Linked DNA regions of Homo sapiens: region 2 is linked to region 1. A link is a contact called in ENCODE Hi-C or POLR2A ChIA-PET data. All regions are on one chromosome and are shown on one strand. The core of a region is the stretch at or near the end of the contact, and the rest is flanking DNA. Distances in the headings are between cores, read along the strand shown. Region 1 overlaps MIR3681HG (MIR3681 host gene). Region 2 has its middle 120 kb from the start of MIR3125.

Region 1 (7,195 bases), core at 3,174-5,673:
CTTTGTATTATTATTGTTGTTGCTTCTGTTGATTTGAGAGAATTTGTGGGCCAGGTTGTTGTCTTTCAACCTTTACGTCTCTGACATCCTTTGTAAACGTCACTTGTAATAGCTTGAAATTCTTCTGCTCCTTCATCTATAAAATGGAGATTAAAATGCCTGCCTTGCAAGTTTGTTGAAAGCCCCAGATGAAATAATAATCCTGGAACTAAATCTCAAAAATAAGTATCTATATCTGCCCTTCTGTCTTCATTTCCTGGTGCTTAAGGAGACCTGAGCAAAGGAAGCAAATGTGGTTTTAAAACAAGCCAAAGGCATCGTTTTCTACCAAGAAAATGTTAAAGCACCTGGAGGAGCTGAACTGTAAAGCTCCTAATTCTGAGTCTGTAGTTTGGATTGATGGAGCTCATTCTCCTCTAGAACAATTGTGTCTAAATGTGAGCAAAAGCAGGCAGAGGAATGGAGGGACCACTGAGAGATTGTGAGCTGGGAGTGATCAAGGGTGAGGAGTCCCCAGAAGCTACAAGCACAGGGACTGTCCTCTCGTGCTGTTGTAGGAAACAGGCCACCTAGCTTCAGCTGCCCTGCAGGGTGTGGGACAAAGGCAGCAAGTTCCAGCAGGGACAAATGAGGCAGGTGTAGGTTCCTGTGGTGCCCGCTCACCATCATCCTACAGTGAGAAACCATCATTGAGGCCGATGCCTTCAAGCCCATGAGGCCAATGTGGGCTCCAGACAGATTAGAAGAAACTGAGGCTAGTGTCACCCATGGTGACAACTGGTGTTCACCACATGGAGCTCCGAAGGCTGCAGAGGCTGGCTTTTTTCCCAGCGAAAGCCTCATCAAGGCAGGCAGAGAAGCACAGAAATGCCTCAGCAGATCTGTGAATATTAGCATGCAGACAGAAGAGGTCAGGCAGGGCTTATTCAGGTGTCTACAGCTCAGTTTTAGTCTCAGGTCTTGTGTTTGCTGATAACATCCTAGATCATCCCTCTTCCTAGCTCAAAGAATTTTACAAGATGAACCCTTTTCTAATGGTAGCTTCGAGAAAATACTAATAAGCTAAGTGGCCAACTCCAGTTTTTCTCTTTAAGTAGAAACTGAAACCTTCCTTAGATTGTAGGAATGTTGTGGGGAAGAAAGAACTATGTGAGAAAAACAATGGGCTTTACATATTTGCTCAGCAATTATTTCTACTGCCTATGTGTACCAAGAATCTGGAGATATAATGAGCACTGTCTTCATGAAGATAATCAACTATTGGAAAATTCAGACATCAGTCAAATAGTCATACATAATAAGCATGTAATTACACACTGAGACAAGCACTAGGAAGGAGAAGTATCCAGTTTTATGAGACTGTGTAAGAAGGGGACCTGGCTTGGACTGGAGTCAAGTATGATGTCATTCAACTTGACTTGGGTCAAGGAGAAAAGGAGTGGATTGTGGAACAGTTACAGGAGGAGGGACAAGTGTGTGGTTGGTGCTATGGTGGGAGGAGAGGAGCACACCTGAGGAACTTCAAAGATGGCCATGCAGGCACTTTCCCCACCATTACCAGAGTGCAGATGGTGTGGGGGAGTGAATACTAGAGAGCGGGGTGAGTTGAGGCTGAAGGTATGGAGAACAGTCAGACAGCACGAGGTCATGTGCATCTTGTTGAGAACTTGATGTTGACCCTAAGAGCAATGGAAAGTTTAATCCCTTTACTTATTGGCTTTGTGACCTTATAAATAAATCATTAACACCTTAATGCTATGCTTTCACATTTGTTACATGAAGATGGTCATATTAAGCTCACAGGGGATGCAAATAAGAATTCTGAGAGACATAGCAAATGAAATAATGAAGACGATGATGATAATTGTATCTATAGTTAACCTTTACAGAGCATGTTTTGTGTTCTTGGCTCTATTATAAGCAGTTTATCAGCACATAGCTTTTCAAATGGAGCTTTACAAAGGTAAGGCATCTACTAATAGATAATGAAATAGTTTTGATGAAACTAATGAAATAGTTTTTTAAGGTGGGAGGATATTTTCTTTCAATAAACTCTCAGTCAGAAGTTCAAATTATAAGGAAAATAAAGAAAATACAAATAGAGATGTTTACGTCAGTGCTTAGGTCTGTCCAATAATACAGTGTCTTTGAGTTTCAGAATCCTTTTCTCCTTTCTATGGGGCCATTAATTACAACTTGAGGACCACTGGACTAGACAGTGATAATTCTCTTTCTTAAGTTCCAAAGGGAAAAAGGAAATTTCTCTCAATCTAATATGAAGAAAGGATTCAACTTAGAGTATTGGTACATTAAATAGAAAGACCACCAATCTTGGGAAAGTTAGTGAGATTCTCTATGTTTCAGATTTTATCCAACTCATAGGATTATTTTAAGGTGAAAATTAGGTACTAATTAGACATGCATAAATCATAGAAGTTTCTGAGCACATAGAGAGTAATCATTAACTCTTAGATCTTATTATTAGTTGTTGTTTCTGAATCAGACATCAGTTGTATGTCAGTGCTTGCAGCCTACACTGCATTATTTGGAAGTTTTTCACAAAGTGTCAAGAGTCTCATCAGCCCCCACCAGCCTCATGGTTTTCTTGAAGGATGGTCTCTGTATTTCTTAATCTAGCAATTCACCACCACATATGTGCTCGTATTCTCTTTATCTTTGCAGTTAACATAAATATGCAAACTTCCATGGCAAAAACCATTAGACACTTTCCATTTAAATAGTAGTTTCACTATTCCAGCATATTTTCCCAGCTAGAACAGTGTGCGATCTGCTTTTAAGTCCTGATCATCCACTTCTATGGACTCTAGAGTGATGTTTTTGTTGGACCTATTTTTATATAATAATTAAAACCAGACTGTCCTTAATTTATTCATTTCCTTTTACTGAATTACAAATTAGGTCAAATAAAGGACTAGGCCTCTGGAGGGTTAAAAATAATACAAATCCTAGTTTTTGAGGACTCAGGGTCTATTAGAAAAAATAAGATATGTGCATAGATGAGCATAATCTAAGGCAGAAAGTGATTGTTATCATAAAAGGGTTTCAAATAAGTTCCCTTGAAGAGTCAAAGAGAAGGCTGAGGGAATGCTTTGCAGAAAAAAATGGCAACTGCAGTATATGATGAATGGTATTCCTAGTTAAGGAAACAGGGAGAAAATGTACAGAAACTAGAGTGAGAATGGTTTGATGGAAATGGGGTATGAAAATCGGTGGTGGGAAATGAGGCTGACTGGCACGATTGAGGACACATATGGAAGAGTCTTGGTGGTAAGTCAAGAAATGGAGATTTGCTAGGCAAAAGGAAGGCTAGAGTAGTTTTGAGTAGGAGGTCACCGTAATCATAACTATACTTAAGTAAAGAATAATCTGTTAGTGACTTTGAGGGTGAGCAGTGTCTAGAGCACATGGTGTCGGGGAGATGGCATCCCTGACAAATGAACTATAGTGCTCATTTCCTTTTTTTTTGCCCCAGTGGTCCCCATGGCAGCAATGCCAACTTGCAGACCCATCTTCCACATTGCTGATTTTTTAAGCACAGACATGATCCTGTGTCTGTCCCACTCGAAAACATTCAATGGCTCCCTGTTTCCTATTGGATAAAATCATATCTCAGAAGCAAACATCCTAACATCTGCTATAATCAGATGTTCTGCTCTTGCTCCTGAAGAAGCTATATTGCTCAGTGATACAGTGCCCATGGTTCAGCTGAAAGCCCTGAGGGTGATGAAGAGTGAGCTAGGGTAGTGATAATGGAGATGGGGAGGAGGGATGTCTTAGTCTGTTTTGTGTTCTTGTAAAGGAATATCTGATGCTGGGTAGTTTATAACAAAAAGAGGTTTATTTGGCTCACAGTTCTGCAGACTACAAGAAGCATGGCACCAGCATCTGCATCTGATGAGGGCCACAGGCTGTTTCCACTCATGGTGGAAGAAGGGGAACTAGTATGTACAGACATCACAAAGCAAGAGAAGAGGTGAGACAGAGAGAGAGAGAGAGCAAGAGAGAAAGAGACAGGGGAGGTTCTACGTTTTGTTTTGTTTTTTTTTTTTTTTTTCCCAACCAGCTCTTGTAGGAATGAATAGAGCAAGCACTTACTCATGACTCTTACCAGGAAGGGCATTAATCTATTAATGAGGGATCCACTCCCATGATCCAAACACCTCCTATTAGGCCTCCTCTAACACTGGGGATCAAGTTTCAACCTGAGAATTGTAGGGGGTCAAACATCCAAACTATGGCAAGGAGATGCAAGAGATAATGCAGATGTTTAATCAATAGATGTTTGCAACTGGTTATCAACAGTAAAGAAGTGGGAATGATCAGAGGCTGCTGTGATATTACCTACCTGGATGGCTGGAAGGTTCTTATACAATTCCCAGGCAGGTTTGTGCCTGCCTCTTCCTGGAGCGCTGATTGCCAGGGTGTCACAATGGATGCCTTGAGCAGTTGCAGAAGAGTACTTGATGTTTATTTCATGTGTATGACTTCCTTTCGGTTTTCCTCCCCAATTTTTCCCTCAGTCCCCAGGCATGATCCTGAAATGATTCTTAGGTGTGCTGACTGCCGTCTCTTTCTTACTAAAACACTCAACATTCTTTCAGTCCTCCATGACAATGTTTACAAAATTTAAAACATTCTTTGAGCATTGACTATTTGCCAAACATTGTTCTGGGTGCTAAAAACAGAGCAGTGAGTAAGTATGATATGTTTCTGCTTTCTTGGAGCATGCATTCTGGTGAGGAATAATATTCCTCCTCAATGTTCCTTCCTCTCTCTCCATACCTCTTCAGCATTTGTTTAATTCTCCTTCGTTTCTTGTTTTGCCTCAGTGGTTTCCTTGGCACCAGTGCCAACTTGCAGACCCATCTTCTACATTGCTGTTTCCTAAATATAGAGATGGTCATGTGCCTGTCCCACTGAAAAACCTTCAATGGCTCCCTATGTCCTATTGGATAAAATTATACCTCAGAAAAGATATTCTAACATTTGTTATAATCAGATGGCCTGCTCTTGCTTCTGGAGAAGCTATATTGCTCAGGGATCAAGGGGGAAACAATAGGTTCAAATTTTTAAACAAAGAAGATTTAATTCATAGAATTCCAGAACTTTGAAAGGTCAGTAGTTCAGTATGTTTCCCATTCATTACCGCTTGTTTATATTCACACACACAAAAGCTTTGCCACTGTGGAGATGCCAGTGGAGTTGTGGAGCTGGGGGTGGAGGAAGGTTTTAAAGTTTCCTCTGGATGGGAAATAATGAAACTTTCCAACTTTACTTATGCATGAATGAAGGTGGTTTAATGGGCCAAGTGCCGGCTTTGGAGTTACAAAGGCTTGGGTTTAAATCCAGCTGTAGGACTTCTGCAAGTCCCTGACTCGCTGTGAACTTTAGCTCCTCAATTGTCATATGAGGGTGACTCGGCCTATTTTACAGTATTAGGAGGCAGACAGCTCAGATGCCGGCCTTGCTGAGGTCAGGCAGGGCTAGGTTGCCGTAGTTGAATGGCAGAATTATCACCCACATCTGGATGGAAGAACATGTAGAGGTTTTCCAAAAAGAGGGGATTGAGAGAGTAGGCCAGCAATGCCAAACAGTGGGCATTCGTTCTGGGGTGAAAGAGAGAAGATGAAGCCATGGCTGAGAATACAGGAGGTAGTTCGCTAACAGAATTGATGCTCCCAGCCTCCCACGGGGAGTGGGAGAGCTTGAGTAACGCCCAACATCACAGGCAATCTCTTCACAGCTACAATCCCTTAATTCATTTCCTCCCCTAGAGCATATATTTGGATCCCTACTATGTGCTAGGTGCCTGGATGTAAGACGCCTGGCCTCACAGTGGATGGACATCTAGGGGTGTGAGTGGCTGAGCAGAGTGCCCAATAAAAGGGTGGGAGGAGACAGGCCAGAGAGGTATGACCAGGTCATAGAGGTCCCCATGGACTTAGAAAGGACTTTGTTTTTTATTCCAAGTGGAATAGGAATTCTAACAGCAGGGTATGAATGAAGGACACAAGAGTGAAAACTCGGATCATCCAACCTTTGACTTATCCAAGCTATGACATAGATGTTAAATAAACAAAAACACCCAAAATAGATAAATGAAGAAGGGATAGCATGTGCCTGTGCATGCACACTTCCTGGGCCTGTCATGTATCGAAGAGGGTAAGACTTTCTGCCTAAGGAACTGGATATGGTTATATGTGAGCAGAGCATGAAGGCCTGCACTGACCACGCTTCCCAGGCTTCCACGTCTATGGAGATGCATAGGTCTAGAGTAGGCTGAATACTCGAGGGTAAGCTTCCAAGGGCACAGGTGTGATTACAGTCATCAAGACACCACCGCCCCAATGAGTAGCTATCATGTATTGATACCTGATGGAGATTTGTGAGATGAATGATGCCACCAGAACGCAAACTCTGACAACCAAGCCAAAAGCGATGGATCTGTTTAACAAAATGGTTAAATTAACCAGTGACAGCAGGGCTGTCTTATATAGTCTGGCAGGAAGTTCTCTGCACAACTCCAAGGGAAGCTGTGCATATAAACAACCCACACAGCACATCACAGGCCTGAGAGTTGGAGGAGTGCACTAAGTTCCGGTGGGTGTGGGCTGTGTCTGGACCTGTGAGCTTTTCATGGGGGACTGCCAAGGTCAAGTGGCATGGCTGCTGCCCTCTTTTCCATATGTGTGAGGCTTGGGACAGCATGCCTGTGTTTTATTCATGCCCTGTCACAGACATGGCATCCTAGTGGATGAAATGCTGGGACCCCGGTTCTAAAACTTTTTGACTATAAGATTGTTAATTATCCTATGGATAATAGAACCAAGGTGTTCTCCCTTCTCCATCCTCTTAGCCAACTCCTTTCACCCATTCAGACACAATTAAGACCCCATGTCTTTTGAAAGGCCTTTGGACACATATCCCTTCTCAAAGCACTGAGACATGCTGGTTACCTCTGCCGTAGCTCCTACTGTCTCAGTCATTTCTGCTCCCTGAGGCCAGGGGCTGTACTTATTTATTTATATTCCCAAGGCCTGCACCTAATAGATGCTCACCTAATAGACGTGCTGGATTACCTCTGTCATAGCTCCTACTGTCTGTCATTTCTGCTCCCTGAGGCCAGGGGCTGTATTTATTTATTTATTTATTTATTTATTTATATTCCCAGAGA
Region 2 (7,195 bases), core at 2,753-5,252, 560 kb after region 1:
ATTGGTGCATTTACAATCCCTGAGCTAGACACAAAAGTTCTCCAAGTCCCCAGTAGATTACCTAGACACAGAGCACTGATGGGTGCATTTACAAACCTTGAGCTAGACACAGAGTGCTTATTGGTGTATTTACAAACCTTGAGCTAGACACAGAGTGCTGATTGGTGTATTTACAATCCCCTAGCTAGACATAAAAGTTTTCCAAGTCCCCACCAGATTAGCTAGATACAGAGTGCTGATTGGTGCACCCACAAACCCCAAGCTAGACACAGAGTGCTGATTGGTGTGTTTACAATCCCTTAGCTAGACATAAAGGTTTCTCCAAGTCCCCACCAGATTAGCTACTTACAGAGTGCTGATTGGTGTATTTACAAACCTTGAGCTAGACACAGAGTGCTGATTGGTGTATTTATAATCCCTTAGCTAGACATAAAGGTTCTCCAAGTGCCCACTAGATTAGCTAGATACAGAGTGCTGATTGGTGCATTTACAAACCTTGAGGAAGACACAGGATGCTGATTGGTGTGTATACAATCCTCCAGCTACACATAGAAGTTCTGCAAGTCCCCACTAAACTCAGGAGCCCAGCTGGTTTCACCTAGTGGATCCTGGACGGGAGCTGCCTGCCAGTCCCACGTGGTGCGCCCGCACTCCTCAGCCCTTGGGTGGTTGATGGGACCCAGCGCCGTGGAGCAGGGAGCAGCGCTCGTCGGGGAGGCTTGGCCCCGTGGGAACACACCGCGGGGGGCTCGGGCATGGCGGGCTGCAGGTCCAGAGCCCTGCCCGAGGAGAGGTGGCTGAGGCCCAGCAAGAATTCGAGCGGCATTGGTGGGCCGGTAGTGCTGGGGGACCCGGTGCACCCTCCACAGCTGCTGGCCCAGGTGCTAAACCCCTCACTGCCTGGGCTGGCGGCACTGGCCGGCCACTCTGAGTGCGGGGCCTGCTGAGCCGCGCCAACCCAGAACTCGTGCTGGCCTGCCAGCACTGTGCGCAGCCCTGGTTCCTGCCCACCCCTCTCCCTCCACACCTCCCCGCAAGCAGAGGGAGCTGGCTGTGGCCTCGGCCAGCCCAGAGAGGGGCTCCCACAGTGCAGAGGCAGGCTGAAGGGCTCCTCAAGCCCGGCCAGAGTGGGCGCCGAGGCCGAGGAGGCACGGAGAGCGAGTGAGGGCTGCCGGCATGCTGTCACCTCTCAATATGAAGACTAAAGATAGAATAAAGAGAGCAGGCAAGGCAGGGAGAGGCTCTGGAGAAGGAAGAGAGAGAATCACCATTCAGCCCCCACTATGGAAAATTTGTGGCACCACAGCAAAGTCTAAGGAAGATTTCAATTTGTTATTGGCTGGGCCAACATAAACCCTCTGCTGGCTCGATGCAATCTCTAGTAAATTATATATTGCTCATGAGTGCTTTTGTGTGAATGGATTATTTTAGGGGAAAGCAACTAACTGAAGGAAACTGGAAAAGACAGTTATTTTTTTCTCTTTTGAGAAAGTAGTAAGACACATTTTTAAATGAGAGGAAACAAGAGATTACAGGGTTTAATGCTTCCCAAGCAAAGAAAACTCTATGGGTTTCTTTATAAGGAGAAAGAAATAAGAAAAAGAGATAAAACAAAAGAGAAAAACTATATATGTGCACATTAATCATCATCACATTTGTTCTCCTTAAGATCAGTTTTTTAATAAGCTATCTGTACTGGTAGATTACATAGGGAAAGAAAAATCCGCATGCAAAATCAGTGAGAAATGATGAAAGAACATTGACCATCACACTGGCCTGAAACGTAAGATCCTCTCCTTTGGTGCTGGACTAACTGTGAAGGAGTTGGTTACTAAAAGAAAGAAAAATTCTAATGGATATTGTTGTGAAAAGCAAAGTTATATTAAGATACTCTGATGATATAACAATGAAGCCTTAGTGAGAATCCTGTGAGTTCCTGGATATAGGGCTAATCGTCCCATTTTTTACCCACTGTAATCCATTTTTACTGATGGGTTCATTTTTATTCTCTTGCTAAATTGCTTGATGAATATTTTAAATATCCTGCCTGGGTATCTTGGTTTTAAAGCTTATTTTATGTCAAGGTACAATTTCTCAAGTTACTTGGGATTTGGGCCCCTTCTTACTTTCCCTTGTCACATCTTTTTTAGCCCCAAGGGTTTTGACATTAAAGTGACATCTAACACTCAGCAAATTAGGGTTGTCTAGTTTCACTATTAATGTTGCCTACCTCTTATGCTTCTCAAGATAACACACACACACACACACACACACACACACACATTCATGAATCAGATAATAAAGGATGCAAGTAGAGACAAGGCTCACCATTTGACCCCTACTTCTTTGAAGTAGTTAGAACATTTTACTTGCAAGTGACAGAAACCCAGTTCAAGCTGCCAAACCAAAACCAAACTGAAAAAAAAAAAAATAGACTTTTGAACTACCAAGGTAGGCAAGACTGCATACAGATCAGGTTCTTCCCTGTGGCAACGCCATCTCCATAGGGGCTATTTGGAAACACATGAGGGTGCTTTATCACAACTGGGTGGGGGGTGGCGTTCAGGGCATCTGCCAAGGATGTGCAGGTGGGGCAGTGGGCAAAACATCCCACCCAAGGAGGATTTTTAAAAAATTTACCCAGAATGACAGTAGCTCTCCCTTTGAGAAATCTGAAGCAGGTGATGAAAGCATTTCACCAAGAATCTCTCTTGGTTCTGCTTTGCTTATGTGATGATGGCTGTATTCTCAGGTGGGGTTACTGCAGGTATTGGCAAAATAGCCACCTACAGCCTCAGGCTACCCTTTTAGCGATGTCCACAGAGCAACAGTTCTTCCTTCCCATTTGCTTTAGTAGGGAATCCTGATTCCATTGAGTAGGATTGGTCCTACTTGAGTAATTTATAAACCTGGAGAGTGGAGGGATTCAGTGCTGTGGCTGGCCGGACTTGGGACACACATCTTTCTGTAGAGACCGGGGGTAGGGGTCAGGCTAACCCAACACACAAGCCTGAGAGGGATGGAAGAAGTTCCCAGAGAGATGAAGGGATGTTAGCAGAGAGGGGAACAGACAGCAGATGGGCAAATACAAAACATGTCCATTGTCTGTATGGTCTAATTTCCTGAACATCTCTTCAGTCACCCCACATTTCAGGATTCCCTAATATACCAGACCCATATACCTCAAGTTTTTGTACTAGATTGTTCTCTTGTCCTCAGATGCCTTTCCTCATCTCTTTTTGTTTGTCAAACTTCTACTTATGCCTCAGGACTGAAATATCACCTCTTCTGTGGAGCTTCCTTTTTAGCTGTCCCTACTAAACTCGTACCTCCCTCCTCTGTGCACGCATAGCATTTTGTCCATGAAAAGAAGGAATTGAATTAATTAGCAAGGATAAGGAGCTGAACAATCCACATCCTTTTTGGAAATGGAAAGCAGATGATGCTGTATTAGATAAGATCAAACAACATCAAATAAACAAATGTTTATTGAGTGTGTACCATGCACAAGGCTTTCCAAGCAGAACCTTGCTGATTGTGTGTGTGTGTGTGTGTGTGTGTGCACGTGTGCTTGCAGATGCTTAGAATCACAGGCTTTTATGATCTGGGTTTCTTAAACCTTATCTGGTTCAACCACTTCCTTATTCAGATCAGGTAACTGAGGCTGAAGTGGGTTTCTTTCTAGCTCTAAAAAGTATATGATCTGAGTCACTAAAAGGAAGGAAAGGTTGGCCCAATTCTAGGCCAAAAAACCACAGCTATGTAGCTTAAACTTCCTGTTTTAAATGCCATGCCAGGATAAAATTCTTGTCTACAGGGTAACAACCACTCCAGAGAGAGAATCAAAATTAACACCAACCTCTTTCTTTCCCCTGCCTCTTTCTCTCTCTCAATTTCTCTCTCTTTCTCTCTCGCTTCTCTTTCTCCCTTTATTTCTCTGTTGCCTCTCTTAAGGAGACATAGGAAACTAAGAGGACTGAGTGGCAGGGCCAAGGCATTGGGAGCACGATTCATACTTTTTTTTCTATCTTGCTGATGTGTTTATAGAAGTACACTATTTATGACTCAGTACATAGTGAAGAGACATAACAAATTTTTCTGGGAATTCAAAATATGCAAACAGAATATGTATCAAATGCATGAGAATTATGGGGACATATGTTTTAAAACAAAGGGATAAAGGTGCCTACTCTTTGTGACAAAGTCCCTTCCATGTTTATGACAATGTCTGCATAGCCATTCTCTTTTGAAGAAGCCAGAATTGGCTAGAAATAGAATTGCATGAACCCTGTCATATTCAAAATGGAAAGTAGATATTTATTTGCATTCCTGCCAGGGATACTCAGGCACAAACATATAGAAATATTTCCATAAAATATGGTTTAAAAAAAATGCCAAGGCCCATCCTTCCCACTGCCATTGCCCCTGTTGCCTGCAATCCCAACTCTGCATTCGGGCTCTCTCCAGGTTTTGCCCCACTAATCACTCTTCCACCTGCTTCCTGGTGCCTTTAGATCTTTTTTTCAACATATTATACCCAGGTTCAAAAATGGCCTTATAAAACGTCATCCTGCCTCCCCAGCCTAGCATCAGGGCCTTCTTCCTTGACTCAGACCATCCATAAACTGTTCAAGCATGTTTGATGTATATGTAGCATGTGTCTGGCACTGCTCCAGGGATCAGGTCACTAAACTGAACAAGAATGGGCATATATTCCAGTGGAAGTACCTAACAATAAACAAGTAAATAGGCAAGTGAAGAAAATGAAATTAGGTAATGTGATAAGAAGTGGCCAGGGGCAGTGTAACAACCTGAGGATATCTGGCAAAGGTCACTCTCAGGAAGTGATATTGAGACCTGACTAATAGAAAGGAGGTAATTTCTGGGGACATCTGAGGATGATCTCTCCAAGCAGAAGGAGAAGCAAAGACAAATTTCCAGAGTTGTGGAAGAATTAAATATGTTTGAAGAATAAAAATGTAAAACAAGGTGATATGGTGGAGGGCAGTTAGTAAGCTAAAGAGGTGAGCAAGAAGTCTAATCATGACATGTCTTAAAACCACAGAAAAAGGAAGTGTTGGTTTTATTGGAGGACCATAGAAAGTTATGATCCACTTTTCAATCTGGGAGGAACATGATTGCCATTTTTAAAGAGTTTACTTTGGCCTTTCTGTGGACAATAAACTGAACGATATCCTCACCCTCATATATTCACACCATGGTGTAATCCTCTCTCCTTGAGAGTTGACTGGACCTACTGACTCACTTCTAATTAACTGAAAACAGCAAATAAATGAGATATCTCTTCTGATATTAGGTTGTGAAAAGACTTTGGCTTTCATCTCTCTCTTTCTCTTATTCTCTCTTTTCCTCTCCTGGTCCTTCTCTTCCTTTGCTCTGTCATACATGCACATATGGCAGGTTTCATGTTGTGAGCTGCCCTATGGAAAGGCTTACCTAACAAAGAAAAAAATGTCCCTTCCTAACAGCAGTCTACAATCACTGCCCACAGCCATGTGAGTGAGCCTGGAAGTTTTATTAGTTGGCTGGGGCTGCCATAACAAAATACCACACACTGAATAGCTTAAACAACAGAAATTTATTTTCTCTGGAGACTAGAAATCCAAGGTCAAGGTGTTGCCAGGGTTGGTTTCTCCTGGGGCCTCTCTCCTTGGCTTACAGACATCTGCTTCTTACTATGTTCTCACATGGCCTTTCCTCAGTGCATGTGAGCCTCTCCTGTCTTTCCCTCTTCTTATAAAGGCACCAGTCATAGTGAATTAGGACCCCACCCTGTGGCCTCATTTGACCTTAATTACCTCTTTAAATGCCCTATCTCTAAATACAGTAACATTCTGAAGTATTATAGGTTAGGGCTTTAACATATGCCTTTTGGGGACACAATTTGGCCCATATCAAAAGCAGATCCTCCCTTAATTGAGCCTGAAGATAACTACATTACAGTGACACTTCAGTTTCTAACCTTGTGAGAGACCCTGAGTCAGAGCTGCTCCACCAAGCCATGTCTAGTTACTACCCCATAGAAATATGTGAGATAGAAATTAGGTATTGTTTAAGCAGCTAAGTTTGGAGGTAATGTTTTACACAGAGGTAGATAACTAATAACAGATATTGGTATCAGGAGTGGGATGCACTTTAAAGATATCTAAATATGTGAAGTTGGCTTCAGAAACAGGCAGAAGGTAGAGACTGAAAGGATTTTGAAGAACATGTTACAGAAATCCTAAATTGCTTGCACTAACAGATTGTTAGTGCAAATATAGACTTTGAAGATGTTTCCAGTGAGGGTTCAAAAGGAAAAGAGGAACATGTTATTAAAAACTAGAGGAAAGGCAATCCTTGTTTCTTTGTTATGTAGTGGCAGAAAGCTTAGTAACACTGTCACCTGAAGTTATGTGGAAAGCAGATGTTTGTAATGAACTTTTTCATTTAGCTAATAAGCTTTCCAAACAAAGCGTTTAAGGTATTGCCTGTTTTTATTTTGCTATTTAAAGTAAAAGGTAAGAGGAGAGAGATAAATTGAGGAAACAACTATTAAACTTAAAGGAGCCAGGACTGGATGGTTTAAAAATTATTTAGCTTTTTCAGACACCAAAAGATGCCAAAATTAATACATGGCTTCCAAGCAAAGTTCAGAACCATAGCACTGCCAGGAAAATGTAATCTACAGGTAAGGCTGAAAGTGGGACTGTCAGGCTTATCATTAGGATGTCTGAAAGATCAAGTGTGGCACCTCAAAGTATCCATCACATAAAAATCCATTTGAAGAGATCAAGGTTGCACATCACAGAGCCTGTCAACTTGACACAGGGCAGGCGGGCTGCAAAATTGGGGCTTAGCCTGAGAGGGTTCTTGGCTTTGCCCAGGAAAGAATTCATGGGTGAGTTGGTGGTGTTAGATGGCAACTTTTATAGAAGCAGCTGTGCACAGCAGCAGTGGAGGTACTAATCCTAGCAGAGCAGGGCTACTGCATAGGTAGTATGCCTAGAGTAGCAGCTCAGAGGCAGTTCTGCAATCATATTTATACCCACTTTTAAGTATATGCAAATTAAGGGGCAGAGTATGCAGAAATTTCTAGTAAAAGGGTGGTAACTTCTGGGTCATTGGGTCATTGCCATGGAAAGGAGCAGTAACTTCCAGGTGTTGCCATGGCAATGGTAAACTGACATGGCAC

What was found. A loop is a pair of places that touch in the nucleus more often than their neighbours do. ChIA-PET counts read pairs that join two places held with the same protein, here RNA polymerase II (POLR2A). Pooled maps may share reads with other maps.
Region 2: a loop to region 1 is called in a map of naive thymus-derived CD4-positive, alpha-beta T cell, with 2.5 times the contacts of the local background. The contact joins two enhancer-like sites. A Hi-C loop is called at or near these places in 1 of 168 maps with a recorded cell type or tissue (naive thymus-derived CD4-positive, alpha-beta T cell) and 6 of 50 pooled maps. POLR2A ChIA-PET finds 5 or more read pairs at or near these places in 1 of 52 experiments (CD4-positive, alpha-beta T cell).

Annotation. Positions count from the first base shown.
Region 1 is chr2:12,295,753-12,302,947 of GRCh38, forward strand. The region is part of intron 3 of MIR3681HG (MIR3681 host gene); the gene reads left to right. Among named protein-coding and RNA genes, the nearest start is that of MIR3681, 100 kb to the left of the region's middle. Within about 2 kb of position 4,424, at least 2 of the 41 ENCODE cell types and tissues checked have a DNase peak (open chromatin) inside an H3K27ac peak, as active enhancers do.
Region 2 is chr2:12,853,434-12,860,628 of GRCh38, forward strand. No RefSeq gene overlaps it. Among named protein-coding and RNA genes, the nearest start is that of MIR3125, 120 kb to the left of the region's middle. RefSeq lists a cis regulatory region at 3,572-3,735. Within about 2 kb of position 4,003, at least 6 of the 41 ENCODE cell types and tissues checked have a DNase peak (open chromatin) inside an H3K27ac peak, as active enhancers do.